Linked DNA regions of Homo sapiens: all the other regions are linked to region 2. Evidence: chromatin loops called from intact Hi-C (ENCODE). Cell type or tissue: B cell. All regions are shown on one strand.

Evidence for each region. A loop is a pair of places that touch in the nucleus more often than their neighbours do. Peaks named below come from ENCODE experiments on the same cell type or tissue, not always from the same donor. Only the 100,000 strongest peaks of a DNase experiment are listed, where the experiment ranks them.
Region 1: a loop joins it to region 2, with 3 times the contacts of the local background. A loop is called at or near these places in 2 of 110 quality-filtered maps.
Region 3: a loop joins it to region 2, with 5 times the contacts of the local background. A loop is called at or near these places in 3 of 110 quality-filtered maps.
Region 4: it touches region 2 in a loop (4-fold over the local background); 5 of 110 quality-filtered maps call a loop at or near these places.

The regions. Positions count from the first base shown.
Region 1 is chr4:81,419,655-81,424,654 of GRCh38, forward strand. No RefSeq gene overlaps it. Among named protein-coding and RNA genes, the nearest start is that of RASGEF1B, 50 kb to the right of the region's middle. In B cell, no CTCF peak of the experiment used is centred here; DNase peaks (open chromatin) are centred at 1,937, 3,096 and 4,882; H3K27ac peaks cover 1,295 bases.
Region 2 is chr4:81,842,853-81,847,852 of GRCh38, forward strand. No RefSeq gene overlaps it. Among named protein-coding and RNA genes, the nearest start is that of RASGEF1B, 370 kb to the left of the region's middle. In B cell, a CTCF peak has its summit at 2,049; a DNase peak (open chromatin) is centred at 2,029.
Region 3 is chr4:81,511,010-81,516,009 of GRCh38, forward strand. No RefSeq gene overlaps it. Among named protein-coding and RNA genes, the nearest start is that of RASGEF1B, 42 kb to the left of the region's middle. In B cell, no CTCF peak of the experiment used is centred here; a DNase peak (open chromatin) is centred at 2,292; H3K27ac peaks cover 2,443 bases.
Region 4 is chr4:81,605,298-81,610,297 of GRCh38, forward strand. No RefSeq gene overlaps it. Among named protein-coding and RNA genes, the nearest start is that of RASGEF1B, 140 kb to the left of the region's middle. In B cell, CTCF peaks have their summits at 2,062, 2,264 and 2,467; DNase peaks (open chromatin) are centred at 214, 1,914 and 4,714; H3K4me3 peaks cover 1,740 bases; H3K27ac peaks cover 4,842 bases.

The DNA.
Region 1 (5,000 bases), 420 kb before region 2:
CTCAATTTGGAGAGAAGACTGACGGGAAGTTTCAAAACATAGAGCATGTTAGGAAGTAGGATGAGAGCTGGGAACTTACCAGCCTCATTGGAAATGGTGTCGTCAGTTATTAGCAGGGCTGACTTTTCTCTCTTCATCCCCCAATCCTCTGCAGATGAGGATGGGTACCTGCCCACTGACCTCCTGGGGCCCAGACCCAGGAAGCAAGGATAATAGATAGGACCCTTCGTTAAGGCAAAGAAAAGAGAGGCTCTCTAGATATCATATCACTTGGGAGTCATGCTGTAATGGGTAGCCAATCAGCAGAACTCTCCTCCTTCATTCCTTTCACCTCTTGTAGAACCATAGTACTGCTAGTTCCATTGAGCAGAAAAAGAGCCTGGAAATTGAAGGTCCACAGCCTACACCTGCTGGAAATTGAAGGTCCACAGCCTACACCTGGGCCTGCAGGAAAGCAGAGTAAAGACCCCTTCAGGCTCATTCAAGATTGGCAGCGTCAACCTTGAGGAGAAAAACCAAAGAACTGCCTTCACCGTGCTGTGAACTCTCTGAACACACAAGTCCTACTAGTAAGACTATTTTGGTAATAGACCTGCACTCTCACCTTCTTATAAAATTTAGTAATAGACCTGCACTCTCATCTGCTCTTATTAAATATAAGAGTAGAGCTAAGGGATCACACTTATTCCACTATAAACCTGGGCCATTATAGGTTGGATTAATCTTTAAGACAAATTTTGTAAAAATATCCTAAAGGAAACAGCATTTTACAATTCCGGAGCCTTTTGGGGGAGATGCTAAGAACCTCTTAGGTTATTCTTTGTTCTAAGTCTAAACTGAGAGAGCAAGCACTCCATCTAGTTCCTCTTTGCCCTTCACAAAGGCCATGCTAATTTTTGAATAGGTAGAAAGGTGTTGGTGATACCTAGCTTCCAGAATTTTATGAAATTGATTTTATTGAGTCAGTTCAGTGAGTTACTGTAATTGAAAATAATCCCCCTAATTATCTAGTTCAGTTCATTTACCTAATATATATTTTATTAGCAAATAATTTGTGATCTCCCAAGAGAATATATTTCCTAGCTTCATTGTTTTCTTATTAGATTTTAAATGAGTTCAAATGCTTCAGATGCTTGGACACTGTCAGGCCTCTGAGCCCAAACCAAGCCATCGCTTCCCCGGTGACTTGCACGTATACGCCCAGATGGCCTGAAGTAACTGAAGAACCACAAAAGAAGTGAATATGCCCTGCCCCACCTTAACTGATGACATTCCACCCCGAAAGAAGTGAAAATGGCCGGTCCGTGCCTTAAGTGATGACATTACCTTGTGAAAGTCCTTTTCCTGGCTCATCCTGGCTCAAAAAGCTCCCCCACTGAGCACCTTGCGACCCCCACTCCTGCCCGCCAGAGAACAACCCCCCTTTGACTATAATTTTCCTTTCCTTACCCAAATCTTATAAAATGGCCCCACCCCATCTCCCTTTGCTGACTCTCTTTTCGGATTCAGCCCGCCTGCACCCAGGTGATTAAAAGCTTTATTGCTCACACAAAGCCTGTTTGGTGGTCTCTTCACACGGACGCGCATGAAAGATACTACTGTCATACCTCTTCTTAAACTCTCCCTTGTCAAAAGCTATTTAATTTGTTATTTACATCTCCTCAACATTTTTCTTCCTCTTACTAGTTTTTGTCTTTTTCCTTTGATCATTCCTCTTTTGCAGAAGAGGCCTACTTGGAGTAGGATTCAGAGAGTATTTATAGCCCAAGGAAAGAAGGTATTCACCCACTTGGGACTGATATATGCCCTGGTTTCTTTCACTGGAGGACTTTCCCTAACATGTATGTCAAATTCTTCAGCTTACCCTGGCAGGACAGCCTTCAAGGAGGTCCCCACTCTGGCCTAAGGAGTGAACGTTGACAAAATGCGGAAGTTGGCTCTGACTATCACTTCTCTAAGTCTTGGTCCTTTGAGCCAAGAAGTGACTCATTTGCAAATGACTAGGTGTGACCAGGCAAGTTATATGTTATCTATGTCAACAAGCGCAATTACAACAGCTGCTATGACAAAGATGTAGTCTACACAACACAGCTATTTTTGCAGTCTTTAGACTATGCTTTCTTAATCTAGCACCTTTGAAATCATACAACTGACCTTTCACAAAGGGTATTTTCTAATTCCTGGTCTGGGTAATAATCACTCTTTACCATGAAGAACTGTATATAGTTGTGTGACCGCCTGCAACTGGAGGGGTAGGGGTGAGTGAAGCCTTTATCACTGCATTGTGTCCTAGCGAGTAGCAATTAGCCTCTTATCCCTTCCCTCTTCAAGTACAATTAAAGAACAAAAGAGTCAGACAGGAAGAGGTTGGAGGCCCATATGTAGGATGCTGCATTTACTTGCTAATCTACCTTTTAATCCAGCAAACTGAGAAAGTGCTTTCCCAAACCACAGACCCCTGAAGGCCCATTCCATCTCAATTAGTCCAGACCCATTACTCACAGATGAGGACAGAAGTTCAGAAAGGCGGGAAAGCTTCCACAAAATCCTAGAAATCTGGGGAGAGTGAGGTTTAGCACTTCGTTTTCACATTCTGAGACAAGAATTCTCACGGGAGGGATTTCAGATTTCTCCCAAGATCCTAAACCATGTTGGTCCTAGTTTGTTTTTAATGATGACTTTTTATATTATTGTTAAAGATGGATTTATTGTCTTGATTATTGGTACTACATATAAACACAGAAGAGTATAACAGTCTAGTTAATACTCAAAATTTTTTAAAAACCCTCAGTGGCTTGGATTTCCTTTGTTGATTTCTGGGAATAGTGCCACCCATGACAATGGATTGGAATCACTTTTCAAAATCCAGATGTTTCAGGGGCACAATTTGAGATTTGTTACAAGATATAAAGTGAAATTTGTGAATCCCCAATGATAACCAGATTAATAACTGCCTTGCTCATGCATTCAGCACATATTTACTGAGCATACATTAACTCCTCACCACAGCTCACCTGCACTTAGGAGGACCCCTAATTGCACCACAGAAAATTTAATAATGCCAGTCCTCCAACTGCCTTATCTCAACCAAGTTGACAGCACATTCTGCTAAACTTACTTTCCCACAACGATTCATCTGGAGAAAGGTGATTTTTGCTAACTTTCATTTTCTCCAAGCAGTGTGGGTGGAAAGAAAGCAAGCAAACTTTGTTTCATTGTAGAAAACCCACTGGTTTGACATCCATCAAGGAGTAATTTTCCTTTTTATTCTCAGAAACATCAGTTTCCTTTTTTTTTTTTTTTTTTGGAGACAGGGTCACACTCTGTCACCCTAGCTGGAGTGCAGTGGTGCAATCTTGGCTCACTGCAACCTCCGCTTCCCAGGTTCAAGCGATTCCCTGCCTCAGCCTCCAAAGTAGCTGGGATTACAGGCACAGGCCACCACACCTGGCTAATTATTTGTTGTATTTTTAGTAGAGATGGCGTTTCTCCATGTTGGCCAAGCTGGTCTCAAACTCCTGACCTCAAGTGATCTGCCCACCTCGGCCTCCCAAAGTGCTGGGATTATAGGTGTGAGCCGCTGTGCCCGGCCCCTTCCTCCTCTTTAATTTTCTAAAGTATAGGCTACTATTACCAAGAAATCCTAAATTGGGTGATGTGCACACTTTAAGTATTCTAATAGTTAACAATATTCCAAGACAGCTTCTTCATACTGTCCAGAATGCGATTATACACATTTGGATGTTTAATCTCCTGTTATGTAGAATCTTAGAGAAGCAGGGTTTCAGGCTTGCAGGGCAGAGTTTAAGCTTGCTGAAGGCTGGTAGCACTATAAAGAAAATTGGCTACCTGGAAATTTCCTCATTGCATAAAGGTTATAAATGCATCCTTTAAGAGGGACTGATTCTTAGTACAGCATAAAGGCAGTAGTCTATTTTGCATGGGATCAGCCTTGTTTGCAGTTTTGAATGACAGGTCCACAAACTGAAAAGTTTGGTTAATAAACCGTGAATCCCAACATCTCTTTATTAGCACTAAGAAGAGTCAAGTGATCTCAATTACATGGAACAGAGAATTGAGGCAATTATCCAATCATTCAAACCCAGAAAAAAAAAAATCTTTGGCTTGAATTATACAGAAAGTGCCTCAATTTCCTATTAAAACTTTAGAAGCCCAACTCTGACAAAAGTCTTTCCTTTCAAGATGTCTTAGGGGTAAAGCGAACAGAGTCGCCATCAGAGTATTGAGTTTTATAAGTTGTTAGTAGTTTCCAGGTCACTAACCACATTTTTTCCCCCAGGAAATGAATTCAGGAATTTCTTTGAACACTTAGCTCCATTGGAACAGTAGTCTAAGCTTCTTTTTATTCCCAGGCATGCATTCTTTATTGGAATAGTAAGACACCTTTGGAACAGGGGCAGGTATTGTTTTTTGTTCGGAAAAAGGGGTAAACAAATGGCACCAAAGGAAGGTAGAGGATGTTAATCTACAGCTCAAAGTTCTTATATAGTTTAGCAACTAAAATTCTAATGGTGGGTTATGTTTTCTTGGGATTCTATACACAGGTGGCATGTGGACAGCAGTTGGAAAGAGAAAGTACAGAAAGAAGTTAAAAGTATGCTAGAAAAAACAGTAAATGAAGAAATGACAGAGGTGCCAAAGCCAGGTGAAGTGAAGAGGTAAAGCAATAAACCCTTCAAAGACAAAGACAATCAGCGTTCAATTCTCTTGTCTTTGTTAGATGAAAGGTAGGCCACTCCTGTGTCCTCAAAATGGAGGGACATTTCAAGTACTAGAAGGTGCACTCTCCTGGTACCTTCCTAAGCCCAACCAGTTCTGAACCCTGCCCCCCACCTTCCCAGCAGTCCCAGCTCCAAGCCTGCAGCTTTGAAATGCAGGCCTTTGGAATGAACGGCAGGCCTGGACAGAACACATCCTGGAATCGCAGTCTATCGACTGGCATTGCCTGATGTTGTTTATGCTTGTATTTACCCAGGCTT
Region 2 (5,000 bases):
GCAATGCATTTCAGCAGTTTCTGAGAGTTGCTGGGAATTGAAATTTAGGTACCTCTGGCCTGTGAAAACACAGTGACAATCAGTAAGCTGTTTTCTTCTCTCTCTGCCCTTGTCTTTACCAGTGAGTGCCATTTGAACGCAGAGGACTGTCAAAGCAAAGATGTACGAAAGGAAGTTGCTCTTCATTTCTCAGCCTTGCCCCTTGGGAAGTAAAGGGACATTGACTAAGCATTTCCTATCAACTGCATCTTGCCTACAGCCTGGATCTCCAGGACACTTATGGACTCTGACAGAAACCATAACATAGAGCTGATAAACTAGCTTTCTATAAGGAAGAGACTTGGAGGAAATATTCCTTGGGGTTTTATTTTTATTTTTTTATTTTTTTGGTTGGGGGTTGTTTGTTTCAATTCAAGGCATTTTGAAAACTGTCTCCTCAAGTGGTCTACCAGAAGACTAAGGGGATCCAAACACTCTACATGAGTTTGACACACCCCATGCTGTCTCTTGCAGAGCACCATTACTCTCTGGAGAAGCAATTCACCTCTCGGAGACATCGAGTTCTGGTTCTACCCTTTTGATCACAAAGATTGAGACTAGAGTTCAGAAAAATCATTCTTAGGTTGTTTAATCAAAGATTTTTAATCAATATTTTTAAAGGATTGTCAGAAAACTACATTATTCAAAGAGGGCTGAGTTCTATATGTTAGAAAAATGTTCTGGTATTAAAGGGAACGGTAAAATATCAATGTAACAGGGTAGGAAAAGTCTAAGATTTATAATCAGAAATACACCATTTCAAACAGTGACCCGTACTAGTAGTATGACAAGTTACAAGTTGTACAAGTTACTGACCTTTCTAGGCCTCGGTTTTCTCACCCATAAAATAGAAAGAAAAAAAGCCCACTTTCCAGCATATGAGTATTAAATACATCATATTCGCAAAGTGCATACGTCCAGACTATACTGGACATTCAATAAATATTATTATCTCTTCCACTCTTAACTCCCTACAAAATTTTATTAGAGGCCAGGCACGTTAGCTCATGCCTGTTATCCCAGCACTTTGGGAGGATCACTTGAGGCCAGGAGTTCAAGACCAGCCTGGCCAACATGGCGAAACCCCGTTTCTACTAAAAATACAAAAATTAGCCAGGTGTGATGACGCATGGCTGTAATCCCAGCTACTCAAGAGGCTGAGGCACAAGAACCACTTGAACCCGGGAGGTGGAGGTTGCAGTGAGCCGAGATCACACCATTGAACTCCAGCCTGGGCAACAGAGCAAGACTCTAAAAATACAATAAAATAAAATGAAAAAAATTTTAAAAATTGATTAGAAAACGAAGTTCCCCTGTCAAACAACTCTTTAAGACAACCCTGAACTCTAATAAATTCAGATGGATACATTATAATATCAGATACAATATTTTATCAAATTAAAAGTTGATTATGAGATATCACTAAGAAAGAGAAGTGCTACCAATATAATTGTATGTTGCTATTAATTATATAAAGCATCATAATTTCAGAAATGTTAAAATATAAAATATGTGCATATTTTTGTAAAATCAATAAAATACATTAAAGTGTCTAGGATTTTAGATAAGCTTGGAAATACAACAGACACAAGAAACAGAAAACAAAGAGACCCGTATTTCCTCCTATTGCTTAATCTCTTATCTTTGGAGGAAAGAAAAATCATTAAGGTGCAGGCCTGAGAGTCAAGCAATTGCTCAGTTAAGAGTTCCTTTAAATACCAGTTTACTTGGTTTATACCAGTGACTAGATACACAGAAACAACATTTGAGGGAAAAGGCATATGGAAGGAAGAAATAAAGAGCATTTTGTGTTTTACCGCCTTCTTTAAAAATCTTAATTTCAAGGTTTTTTAATACTTTGGTTTAAGTACTTAAGGTATGTAGTTCTAAATCTATAAGGAGATTAAATGGTAGTTTTCAAAGCTTGTAGAACAACACACACATAGAGCACTCCTGACCACTTAGTTATGTAACCTATAGCGACATTTAGTGGTGGTGCCCGCAAATTACAACTAGGTGTCCCAAAGGGGTAGGACAATTGTTTGTATAAAATGACTCAACAAAATTCTCCTTTATCATAGTGTGAGTGATGTCGCATAATCCTGCCCAGAAGGTTATTAAGAGGTCTTCTGGAGGTGGTGCTAGAGGTGGTAGAAGCTATGTCATTGCAATCTTACATTTGAGAACTAAACACTGACCTTTTTCTTCTCTTGCCCAAATTTGTATCTAAGGGGACTGGTGGGTTACACCCTACAATCCATAATGTCTCATCAAAGGGGTTTTATTTAACCCTATATAATGTGGCTCACTTTCCAACCTGACTCTGGCATAACATCACACGACAGATAAAGAAGGAAATCAAAGTAGTTCAAGCCCAAATATGTTTTATTTGCCATGTCCTGAAATAGTCCTGCAAAGCTGACTGATTTGGGGAAAATCTACATTCTGAAGAGAATCCCCTTGCTTTTCCTTCCTTTTTCCTGATCTAGGAGAAAGAAATCAACTCTGATAAGAAACATTTATAATCTATTATCTCTAAAGTCAGCTCTCTGGAGACCTCCTCTGCATAAGATAAGGGGTTGGTTGGTGTCCACAACTCCTTATCTTAACCAAGACATTCTTTTCTATTGAGTCAAGGCCTTTAAACTCTTTAACTCTTTAAACCAATTGCCAATCAGAAAATCCTTGAATCTACCTATGACCTGGAAGCCCTCGATTCCAGTGGTCCTGCCTTTCCTGACCAAACCAATGTATCTCTTACAAATACTGGCTGACGCCTTGTGTCTCCCTAAAATGTATAAAATCAAACTGTATCCTGACCACCTTGGGTACATGTTCTCAGGATCTCTTGAGGGCTATGTCACACGTCACTGGTCTTTGATATCTGGCTCAGAATAAATTCCTTCAAAATATTTTAGAGTTTGACTCTTTTCATTGACATATTTTACATAGTTTGGTATTTTCTGCATATGCTTTTCTCCATAATAGAATCATGGTGCTGGAAGAGACCCTAGGGACTATCTAATCCAATTCTCCCATTTGCAGATGATAAAGCTGTGACTCAAATATGCTAGCCAAAGGTCACACAGCTAGGAAGGGGCAGTTTCAGGCCTTGCCAAGAATTCTAAATGCATTGCTCTTGCAATTAAATGGCTTTGTCATTCATACAGCGCAGATTAGAGTATTGGCTATAGTTTTCAACGCTTATTCATTGAGCATTTAATATAAAATCAAGTATATTAAAAAGATATTTACGGCTCTGTTAGAAAGTTTAAGATGAATTAGGGATTAGTACATAAAAAACAAAGTCCATGAAAACTAATAGTTAAACATACAGTTTTGACAACTCTACGAGATAGATACAGTTACTATGACCATTTTACAGTTCAAGAAATTGAGACAAAGTATTATTGGTAACTACTAAGTCCAAAAAAAGAAAAAAACTATAAAAGTTACATAGAAAAGTAAATGCAATCATATTGTAATACATGGCTCAGCTGTTAAGTGATAGTAACACAGGCTCAATGATAGAAGCTACAACTTTCAAACAATCATGTTTGGAAGACAAGAGGGGAAGTATGTGTTGAAGAACAGGGCGAGGGAGACAGAGATAGGGGATGTAAGAAAACTCATCAGTTTCTGTAGAAGGCATGAATAGACATCTAAAACTAGCTGGACATGGTAGCTCATGCCTGTAATTCTGGCACTTTGGGAGGCCGAGGCAGGAGAATCACTTGAGCCCAGGAGTTTGAGACCAGCCTGGGCCACACAGCAAGACCCTAAACTCAACAAAAAACTAAAAAATAAGCCAGGCATGGTGGCACAGACGTAATCCCAACTACTCGGAGGGAGGCTGAGGTGGGAGGATTGCTTGAGCCCAGGAGGTTGAGGCTGCAGTGAGCCATGATAGTGCCACTGCACTCCAGTCTGAGTGACAGAGCAAGACCCTGTCTCAGAAAAAGAAAATATCCAAAATTGAAAAATTAACACAAAAAATAACATAAGCACAGGGATGTTTGTATAGAGGTGAATCCAAATGAAAAATGGAAAAGGGAGTTGAAGTGATTGCCTACAGAGAATAGTAGGTATTAAGAGCAGGGAGAGGTGGAATGAAATACTACTGTTTTTAATTATAAGGTTTGTAGGACTGTTTGATGCTTTAAAATATGTACTTTTATGATATGAGAAAATATAAAATCAAATTTAAAAACTAAAACATAATATAGGCAAATCACTAAAAATATTGCTTTCAAATTATGTGTAAAAAAGACAACCATGTTTCACAAGCATCTCTAAATAAGCTGAAACAGAACATTTTACACAATGATCTCTTTATGTTATCTGCACAAGATGTAAAACATCAACCAGTGGCCCATACTCAAAGGCCTTATTCCTATAAGTAAAAGGCAAATCAACTCACATTCCTATATTTTAAGTTGAAATAGAGTATTTGTGGGTGTATGTATCATTTTTTATGATTCTCCTCTTTGACTGACTTTTTGAAATCACTGACCAACACCCCAATGGCATTAGTGTAGCCTTGGCTGCTGCAGTGCCCTGCCCACATCTCCTCCTCAGGACTGGAGCACTCACTCCTTCAGCTGCTGGGACTGTTAGTAGAAGATGGCTCTCAGCTGAGTTATTTTCTAGTGATTGCCTTTAGCCAGCATGCTGCCTAGCCCAAGGTCACTAGACCTTTCCAATAATAGTGGTATAAAGACTCGGTCCTCTCGACCCAAGGCAGAGCAACTCTAAGGTGCCGCTCAGCTTCAGAACTCTCCCACGGATCAGCTGGGGCCTCCATTGCAGCTGCTCAGCCTGCTTCCTGCTCCCTCTTTTCTACAGGTGTTGATCTCATCCTCAGAGCACTCCCCAATAAACTTCTTGCACACAAATCCCCATGTCAGTGTGTGTTTCCAGGGAATCTGAAGACAGTCCAGTAAGAGCCTTTTTACTGTTCT
Region 3 (5,000 bases), 330 kb before region 2:
GAATTACCTCAGCTGGAATATGACTGTGATAACAGGAATAGAGAAACACTGGACCAGAAAAACTACGGGGCATCCTTAGGGAACATGCTCAGTTCCCTTAAAAACATGTACAGTCATTTGTTCAGAATTGGCTGGGGGGAGTTGAAATGATCAATACCTCTTCCCAAGGTATCCGTGTATTCTGCAGACATATCTTCGGCAAATAATTGCTCAAAATATAACTGTCCAAGCAGTATTTGGCAAGTATTGGATCTGAAGTCTGATTCACTTCATAAATTTGCAACCTTAGTGACATGCAACACAAGCTAATTCACTATTCTTCTGCTTATTTTTCCATATATCCAATACTGAATAGTAAACAAAGTCTGTAAAGAGGGGCCTGAAGATGTTCATATTTATACCTATTCTAGGCACAATAGGATTTCTTTCCTTCTTAAAATATTAGGATAGGAACCAACAATAAGGATATATGGAAAGGAACAAAAAAATTATTCTACCCAAATGATGTTTCAGGAATATGCTGTAATTTTTTTAATTCTCACTTATTACTGGCAAAAGGCATATTTTGGAAGTTGCAAAAGTCAGAACCTGAGACACATAAATGATAAAAAGGTGTTATTGGTAAAGTATACTGAGACCATTGAGAGGCAGGTACTAAAATAAAATAGCACTCCTGTGAAGCGACATACAAATAGAATTTCTATTTAAAAAACAAATCCTCAGTCACTTCCCTTGTTTGCCAGACTTTTACAAATCCTCAGTTACTTCCCTTGTTTGCCAGACTTTTTCTTTCTCATGACTCCCTGTCTCTAATGTTATAATGGCCCCAATAATTAAAGCATTTGACCTCAGGAATCTACCCATTTGGATGGTGAGTATATTTCAATTATTATATTGAATTAAACTTTAGTTTGAGAAAGGCTTTCTGGGAAAGATGAGTCAAATTTAAGTAAGTATAAATTGGTCTTTTGGCCACCATGTTTCTTGGGATTATAATGTTCCCAAGATATTTAATAATCTCATTTGGGTCAACACTGCAATTGACTTGAATGGCAGAACTCCAAGGGAAGGTGCTATGCTGGGTTGGGCACTTAATGATGCTGCAGCTGTGTTTTCCCTCGAGAGAGTGGTCCATTATGGAAATGGAATCTCCAGAGTGGGATTTAAGTAGGGGTAGTCAAGACAACACTTTGCAATGTCAGTGAAGATCTGATTGACCGTTTGGGTGGAAGACAGGACACACACTGTAGCTGGGATAGTGGTAACATCCATTTCAGTGCAGATTACTGCATTCTCTCAAATTCCTGCTGTCATTCCAATTAAAATCAATAGTCTTCTTTCTTACCAATTCTCTCAAATGTGTAGGTTGCTGCAACCTGCCAAGAATGTATTAGATTTCCTTAATAAAGATAGATACATCACAGCAGTGGGTTAAGTGATACGGCTAACAGTTAATTCTTGCTTCATTAAGCCAAACCAAATAATTCTCATTTAAATGAAGAAACCCATCCTGCTTCCCGGTAACTATTTGGTATTGAAGCAGCAATGAAAACTCAGGCCATGTAAGCTTCACTTCTCTTTAGGGACTCCTAGGGCATTTCCACTAGTACCCCATGGAGAATGATAAACATTCAAAACAAAGTGATACTTGTCCAAGGAAATGCATAAAATAAGCTTTGTGAAACCTCTTCCTAGAGTTTGTGTTTTTAAAAAAATGTGTGTGTTCACTCTCTTGTTCAATCATGAAAATGTGAGAATCCTCCATGGGCCTCCCAGACATTAGTATGAATTAGAAAATCCTACTGAATAATCTCCACAAATCATCTCGTGCAAAGTGCCTGGGCTTTACAGACTAAGTGCACATTATACATATAAATCATTATCACTTTGGGGTTGATTAGAAAAGGGCAGGTATTTTGCAGTCCCGGCAGTGTGTGTATGCCTGTAGCAACTGATTAGCTATTTCAAATTAATAGCTTGAAATTAAAACAAGCCTGGGGTTAGAATAAAGGGAAATGGTTTTTCTATGTAAGGAAAGCTTCAGCCTCCTCAGAAAGCCCCCCCCTCCTCCCCCTCCCCCTTTCCCTTCCTCTTATTATGCAGCCTCCGAATGATGTCTGTCAGCTAGAGGAATTACATGTGTATGACTTAGCATGTGAGTTTCCAGATCTCACAGGCAGGAGAAATGATGGGAATAACTGGAAACAACCAAGATGTCAATAAAATGTATTTTTCTGTAGTCATCCCACAAAAAGGCCTTGAAAGTTTCTCAGGGGGAGTTTTCCTCCTGTGAGACAGGATGAACCCTCCCTCCCTCTGCTATAGCTCAGGAGATGCGGTTGGCCTCCCCCCAGCATGCCCACTACACAACACAGGTGTCCCCCATTCAGTGAGAAACCAAAGAGAAAGAAAAAGCTTAACAGAGAAAAAGATATTAAACAAATACTCTGTTTCCAGGGCAGCTGGGGGCACAGGAACAGGGAGAATGGGTAATGTGGTTGAGGTTTATAGGTAGAAAAAGGAACTGGGTTTTAATGAAAAAATTTTTTTTAATTTGCTTTTTTGCCATTTTGCCTTCTTAGTATACTGGGCCTAGGTTTTGTTTTGGAAAGTATTAGAAATCAAACTTGCACTATCTTACTTTGTCTTCTAAAGTTAAGCAAGAGAGAAATGAAGAAAAACAATGTGGATCTTTGAAAGACCCTTTTCCAGGCAATAGAAAATATACTTTGATATTCTTGCTGCCTCTCCAAAAAGTCTGGGAGCCTGAAGTTTGTCTAAACTCAGGATTTCTTAGTTAACTAACCTGGGCAAGGTTTTTATTTCCCTACTGACTTCATTTCCCTGATGATTCCCCTTATGTTTCCATATTTTATTTGATAATGATAAGCTGTCTTCTATGCAATTTTAATTTTATTTTAAAAGAAAGATGATAATGCCATTTTATAGGCAAAACTAATTTTTTCATGAAATTACCCACTAAGAATGCATAGTAACATACTCCTCAGTCTTAAAGATTGCTACCATTGCAAAATATTGAGTAAAAAGAGGGGAAAAAAAGAAATGCTTTGACATCAAACATCTGTTTTCAGATTCCAGCTCTGCCACACACTAGCCATGTGGCACTGGGCAAGTAACTTAGCTTTTGTGAACATCTGCTTCTTCATCTCTAAAAGGTAAGGTTAATAATAAATGCTTGGCAGCATTTTGTGAGGATTACTTTAGATAACAAATACCCATCATGGCAGATAGTATGTATCCATTTCCTTCATTCTCTGCCTCCCAATTTGAAAGTGCTTTCTGGAGATTCAGTCTAATTGGTATCCACAGTCCAGTCAGCTCTGTGGTAGGCATTAGGAGAAATGACAAGGAAGCAAAAAACCAAACCTAGGTCTCAAAAGAACAGTCCTTTGTTTGAGCAGACAAGATGTATGAATAAAATGCAACTGGGAAGCAAGTAGAGCACATACAGACAAGTTATTAGATGTTATGGTATAAACAGCAGATGCCAAGAAAGATTATGGGAATGAGATGGGTTTTATTTAGGTTTTTTTGATACACAGAATTTTAATTGGCATAAGCAAAACAGACCACTTTAAAAACAAATAAACTCAGGAGACTTCTTTAACTGAAAGAATATAGGTTAAGATTTGAAGGTAGAAATGAACAGAGCATATGTCTTCAAGAAACTGACCTACTTGGAATAGAGAGCTTCATTGGGGAAAATGGCTCAAAAAGAGTATATTGGGACCAGTCAACAAAGAGCCTTGAAGATTATCCTAACTAATAACATCTGATTTATGAGCCCTTCAGAAAAAGAACGACAGCAGAATTTTGGAGAGGTTATTGCTATCTAGGATGGACTGGAGACAAATTTTGGGTCAGAAACTCTGCTAGGGTCATGTGCATGGAGGTGAGTTAAGCTGTTTTGTGCTACTTGGATGCTTCTTTCTACAGTGTATGTTTCAAGCCATAGGCTCATTGTTTCACCAATTTTTCTATATAGATGGTTTGATCCATGTTCACTAAACTCAGGAGAGACTGGCTTATAAAAGCTAATTTAATAATATAGAAAATTACACATAATTATTAAGAGTAATGGGGTGTACATATATTAGGGAATTTAGCCTATCTAGTTTCTGTAACAAGAAACCCTTCTGGAAAAGTAAACCAGTATCAGAAAGCTCATTAGTCATTCAAGTTTATTGGTCATTCATCAACTTATCAAATATTAACTAAGCACCTACTATGTGATAAACAGCATGGGGGCGCTGAGACCTGCAAGTGGTTTAGTGATGCTGAAGGGGGAAGGAGTGGCATTAGGGAGTGAGCAGAGGGGAGGGCAGGAGCCAGGACACAGAGGGCCACATATTTCCTGGTGAGGGAACTTGGACATGTTTCTCTTACTGACAACCAGTAGTGAAATGTCTTGGTACATTTAGAAAAAAAAAAATTATTTTAACTTTTTTTTTGGGGGGATAGGGTCTCACTCTGTCATTCAAGCAATTTTTCCACCTCAGCCTCCTGAGTAGCTGGAACTACAGGGATGCACCACCACACCTGGCTAATTTTTGTATTTTTTGGTAGAGATGGGTTTTCACCATGTTGGCCAGGCTGGTCTTGAATTCCTGACCTCAAGTGATCCGCCCATCTTGGCCTCCCAAAATGCTGGGATTACAGGCTTGAGCCACCGTGCCTGGCCTATTTTAACTTCTAAATATGTTACTATTTAACTTGATATAGTATTGACTAAATAGTCAGTATTTTATGCACCACAGAATACATGTGTTTGCCCCAATAATGCTACTGGTTTGAAATAAAAGTATATAGAAAACACATGAAAGTCAGATGTAACAACCTATAGGAAGCTAAGCGTTGGTTACAAAAATGAACTGAAGGCTGATATCACTAATATCCATAAGAGTCATTTATATAAATAAAATATTAGATTGTTATTTTTCAAATCAGGGAATAAATTAATTTCAAAATAGTAGGAAAAA
Region 4 (5,000 bases), 240 kb before region 2:
TATATCAACTTAAGGTTGTAACTTTTTAAAAATGAAAATAACTGTTCAGTATCGATGATTGTGAAACATGATTCTGTTTCAAGGAAGTCAATCTGCAGAGGCAGTAGATGAATCTGAAGAACTCTGCCCTTCACTCTGAGGCTCCTCCAGTTGCTATGGCAACATGTAACTAGCTTTCTTAAGGTGTTATGCAGCCTGATTTTCTTTAGACCAAACATTCCCCTGATACATTTACACTGGGTATACCTAAGACCAAAACAACCCAGCAGTTGCAAAGCATAGATTTCTTACTTATAAATTATTTATTTGGTGGAAAAACGTAAGTCTGGGCCACACATAAAAGGGAACTTCTGAAACAGTGGGTTCATATGCAAAACACAGAACAATGAGGGACATATAGTTATTATTAAATAGCATTTCCCTTTTCCTATCCCCCATCCTCATTTCAGGCTTTTCCCACCTACAGGGTTTTGTATGTACTATGTATATATGTATTATATGTATTAGAGATATGGTGCATATGTATGTACACACACACAGTCTGGGTGACTGATGCTTAACAGTGTTTCACACTAACTCACCATTTGCTGAATGTGGGGGTGTGGACGCTGAGGATGGACTTGGAATAAGGAGACTAGCAGGGAATTACAGAAAAGTTGTTGAAGCCTCAGGCAAACCAGCCATCCTCTCCAGATCTCTGGAAAATGAGGGTAATTGTCCCCTTATCTTCTTCCCATAACAACTTCAGAGCTACAGAACTCCAAAAAGCTACAGAACTTCTCAGAAATCTCTATGTGAAAGGTATCTGGTGTTATCTTTCCAGATTGGACCCCTAAAAGGAGACCAAAGAAGTTGTTAAGGCCTTGAACTGTAATTACTACCTTCAGTGTTTATCCTGATGCCTGAAATATAAGAGCAACTTCTGGTGCAAAAGGAAAGCGATAATCAAGGTTTTTAAGAAATAAAGATGTGAGGATCATCTGGCAAGCTCAGCTAGTTGATTGAGCAGTGGGATCAGACCAAGTGGCATCTGCTTAAGGCTGAGTCACCAGGCAGCCCAAATTATCCTAATAGTTCTGAAAGAATGCCTCCTCTCACAGAAGTCTTGATTTTATACTCCATATAAAACAAGGATGTTCACATCCATCCAATGCCTGCTCCTCCTCCCCTCACCTCAAGGGTAGTAACGGTGTGTTCTGTTTTGAGATGGAAGCAGATTCTACCTTAAAGATTGCCATTCCCATCTCCAACCTCATCCTGTCACTCATTATTTAAGGAGCAAAAATAACTGTACCTTGCATCGGTAGAGAGCTTTCAACAAACTGATGACAAAGCACTTTGGTTGCTCCTCACACTGCTCAAAGGCTACGGGCTCTTTCTGGGGCCTAGGATATGGAGAGAGCTGTGACCTTTCAAATACTCAGAGGAAACAGAGGAAAAAGAAAATTCCTAAAAGGGGATGTGATGTAGATCATCACCACTGTCCTGGTCCATGCTCTCTCTGGCCCCTCAACCTGGTTGTTGAGACCAACCAATAGGGATTTGGGCTGGTCCCTCCCCTCACAGCTGGAGTTCCTCCCTTGGAAGGGTCAAGCACACAGACATAAAGCTGAGGTGGCCTTGGGAAGGGAGGAGAACTGGGTGGAGGGCGATTAAATGTTGACTCACTCAGGCTTGACCAGACTTCCTCCCTTTTCTACAGTCGAGTACAGTTTTTGGTGAACTTAGGTAAACTGTACATACTGCTACACTTTCTTCCTTCCTTTTGGGCTATTATCACGGGCTTGCCAGCAGAAAGAAGGTCACAGGGGAGAACAAACTCACAAGCATTCTGGGTTTCCAGTTTTTTTTGGCAGGATCTTGTTAGAGCCTGACCTGCTAATGTATTCTTCAGCACCTCCCTCAGTACCCATTTCCCTTGAATGCTCTGCTAAATTTTTGCCTTTAAATTTCTATTTCCTGGTTGTTTTACATGCTGATTTTTAAAATGTCCCTTGTGCGGTTACCTTCCTTCCCCATGTTTCATGCATCTTCAGCACCACCTGTACTTACCACCAGGCTACAATTACAAAGAACATTAAAACAAGAAACACTCCACATTAATGGGACTTCTGAAAGAAGACACCACATTCCCTTCACCATACTCACATATCTTGGAGTTTTCTGCCAGGCTTTATCCAAACACATGTGTATTAAGCTAGAACACCACTTTGTATTAACCTCTTGTATCCACATAGCATCACATATTACATATTTTGTCTCGTTGCATAGTCTCTAGAGTTGTAATATTTAGTGACTATACAATGTTCCATCAGCATAGACTATAATGTATTTTGTATCTTGATATATATTTTTATCATTTCCATTTTCTCCCTGTAATTACATATGCTCTTTTTTTTTTTGCCTTTTGAATCATTTCTTAGAATATATTTCTAGAAGTAGGATTTCCAGGCCAAAAATATAGACATTTTTATGGCTCTTTTTATTTACTATCCAATTATTGCTTTTCAAGAGGATTGAACTGGTTTATACAGCTATCTCTAATATACACGCATATGTACTATATATTTATACATATATACATATGTACATGTGTACTATATATGTATATATATTAGAGGTATAGTACATATATATGTACCATATATATGTATTTAGAGATATAGTACATATGTATGTACACACACACATCCAACTCTTTTTTGCTTAACAGCAAATCCCTGAGGAACTGCCATCATCAGCCTCATATTTATAAGTTAGAACTAAACACCACAGAGGTGAAGTAACTCAGTGTCAGATGACCAATGTCCCTTTTATGAGCTTCACTGGCTTCAAGTGCCTGTACCCAATATGTTCCTGGTTTCAATGAGTAATCGCTGACTATGTCTCTATCCTGTAATTTCTTCAGCTTGTGTCACAGTGAGACAGTGAGCATGGGGTCGGAAATATGTCAGCTCCATAGCTTACTACCTTTGAGACCGTGAATAAGTTAATGAGCCTTGCTAAGCCTCAGTTTCCTCAAATGTAAAATGGAATAGTACCTATATCATAGGCTTGCTTGGAGGACTTTAAAATTCAGTCCAGCAAATAAACTTACATAATAAGTGCTACTATTATTTTTCATGTTAATAAAAAATATTTTCTTGTTAGTCTTCCCTGGTGCCTTCTTCAGAGTAGAATAGCAGGTATCACTGAATCTCTATTATAATTTAATAAATAGATTTCCTCACCTATTGTCAATCAGCAAATATTTTCTAAGTACTGTAACTTAGCTCCTTGCTAATTTTATAAGAATTTTATATAAAAATATTTATTTATAAGTAATATAAAAATTTATAGAAATGTAAATAAGCTAGAAATATTCCCCTTAGGAATAGGAACAAGACAAGGATGCCCACTCTCACCACTCTTTTTCAACATAGTACTGGAAGTCCTAACCAGAGAAATCAGATAATATAAAGAAATAAAAGTCATACAAATAGGAAAAGAACAAGTCAAATTATCTCTCTTTGCTGACAATATGGTTCTATGCCTAGAAAAACCTAAAGACTCTACCAAAAGGCTTCTACAACTGATAAGTGACTTCAGTAAAGTTTTAGGCTACAAAATGAATGTACAAAAATCAGTACTATTTCTATACAGCAATAATGTTCAAGCTGAGAGCCAGATCAAGAACACAATCCCATTTACAATAGCCACAAAATTTAGTAAAATACCTAGGAATACATCTAACCAAGATGGTGAAAGATCTCTACAAGGAGAACTACGAAACACTGCTGAAATAAATCATGTGCCATCATGTGCCATCATGGATGGCACAAATGGAAAAACATTTCACGCTTATGGATTTCAAGAATCAATATTATTAAAATGGCCATACCGCCCAAAGCAATCTACAGATTTAATGCTATTCCTATCAAACTAACAATGTCTAACAATTTTTTGCAGGAATAGAAAAAAAATTATCCTAAAATTCATATGGAACCAAACAAGAGCCTGCATAGCCAAGGAAATTCTAAGCAAAAAGAACAAAGCTGGAGGCATCACCTTACCCAACTTCAAACTATGATGTATGGCTACAGTAACCAAAAGAGCATGGTATTAGTACAAAAACAGAAATATAAACAGACCAGTGGAACAGAACAGAGAACTCAGAAATAAAGCTGCACACCTATGAACATCTGATCTTCGATAAAACTGACAAAAATAAGTAATAGGGAAAGGATTCCCTATTCAATAAATGGTGCTGGGATAACTGGCTAGCCATATGCAGAAGAATGAAACTGGACCCTATCTTTCACCATATACAAAACTCAATATGGGTTAAATATTTAAATGTAAGACCTCAAACTATAAGAATCCTAGAAGAAAACCTAGTAAACACCATTCTGGACATTGACCTTGGCAAAGACTTCATGACTAAGTCCTTAAAAGCAATTGCAACAAAAGCAAAAATTGACAAGTGGGGCCTAATTAAACTAAAGAGCTTCTGCACAACAAATGAAACTATCAACAGAGTAAACAGACAACCTAGAGAATGAGAGAAAAGACTCACAAACTATCTGACAGAGTTCTAATATCCAGAATCTTTAAAAAACTTGATTCAATAATCAAAAACTGAATAACCCCATTAAAAAGTAGATAAAAGACAGGAACAGACACTTCTCAAAAGAAGACATACAAGTGACCGACAAACATGTGACAAAATGTTCAGCATCACTAATCATCAGAGAAATGTAAATCAAAACCACGAAGAGATACCAACTCACAACAGTCAGATGGCTATTATTAAAAAGTCAATAAACAACAAGTGCTGACAGGGCTGTGGGGAAAAGGGAACACTTATATACTGTTGTTGGGAATGTAAATTAGTTCAGCCACTGTGGAAAGCAGATTGGAGATTTCTCAAAGAACTTAAAACAGAACTACCATTCAACCCAGTAATCCCTTACTGAGTCTATATCCAAAGGAAAATAAATGATTCTACTAAAAAGACACAT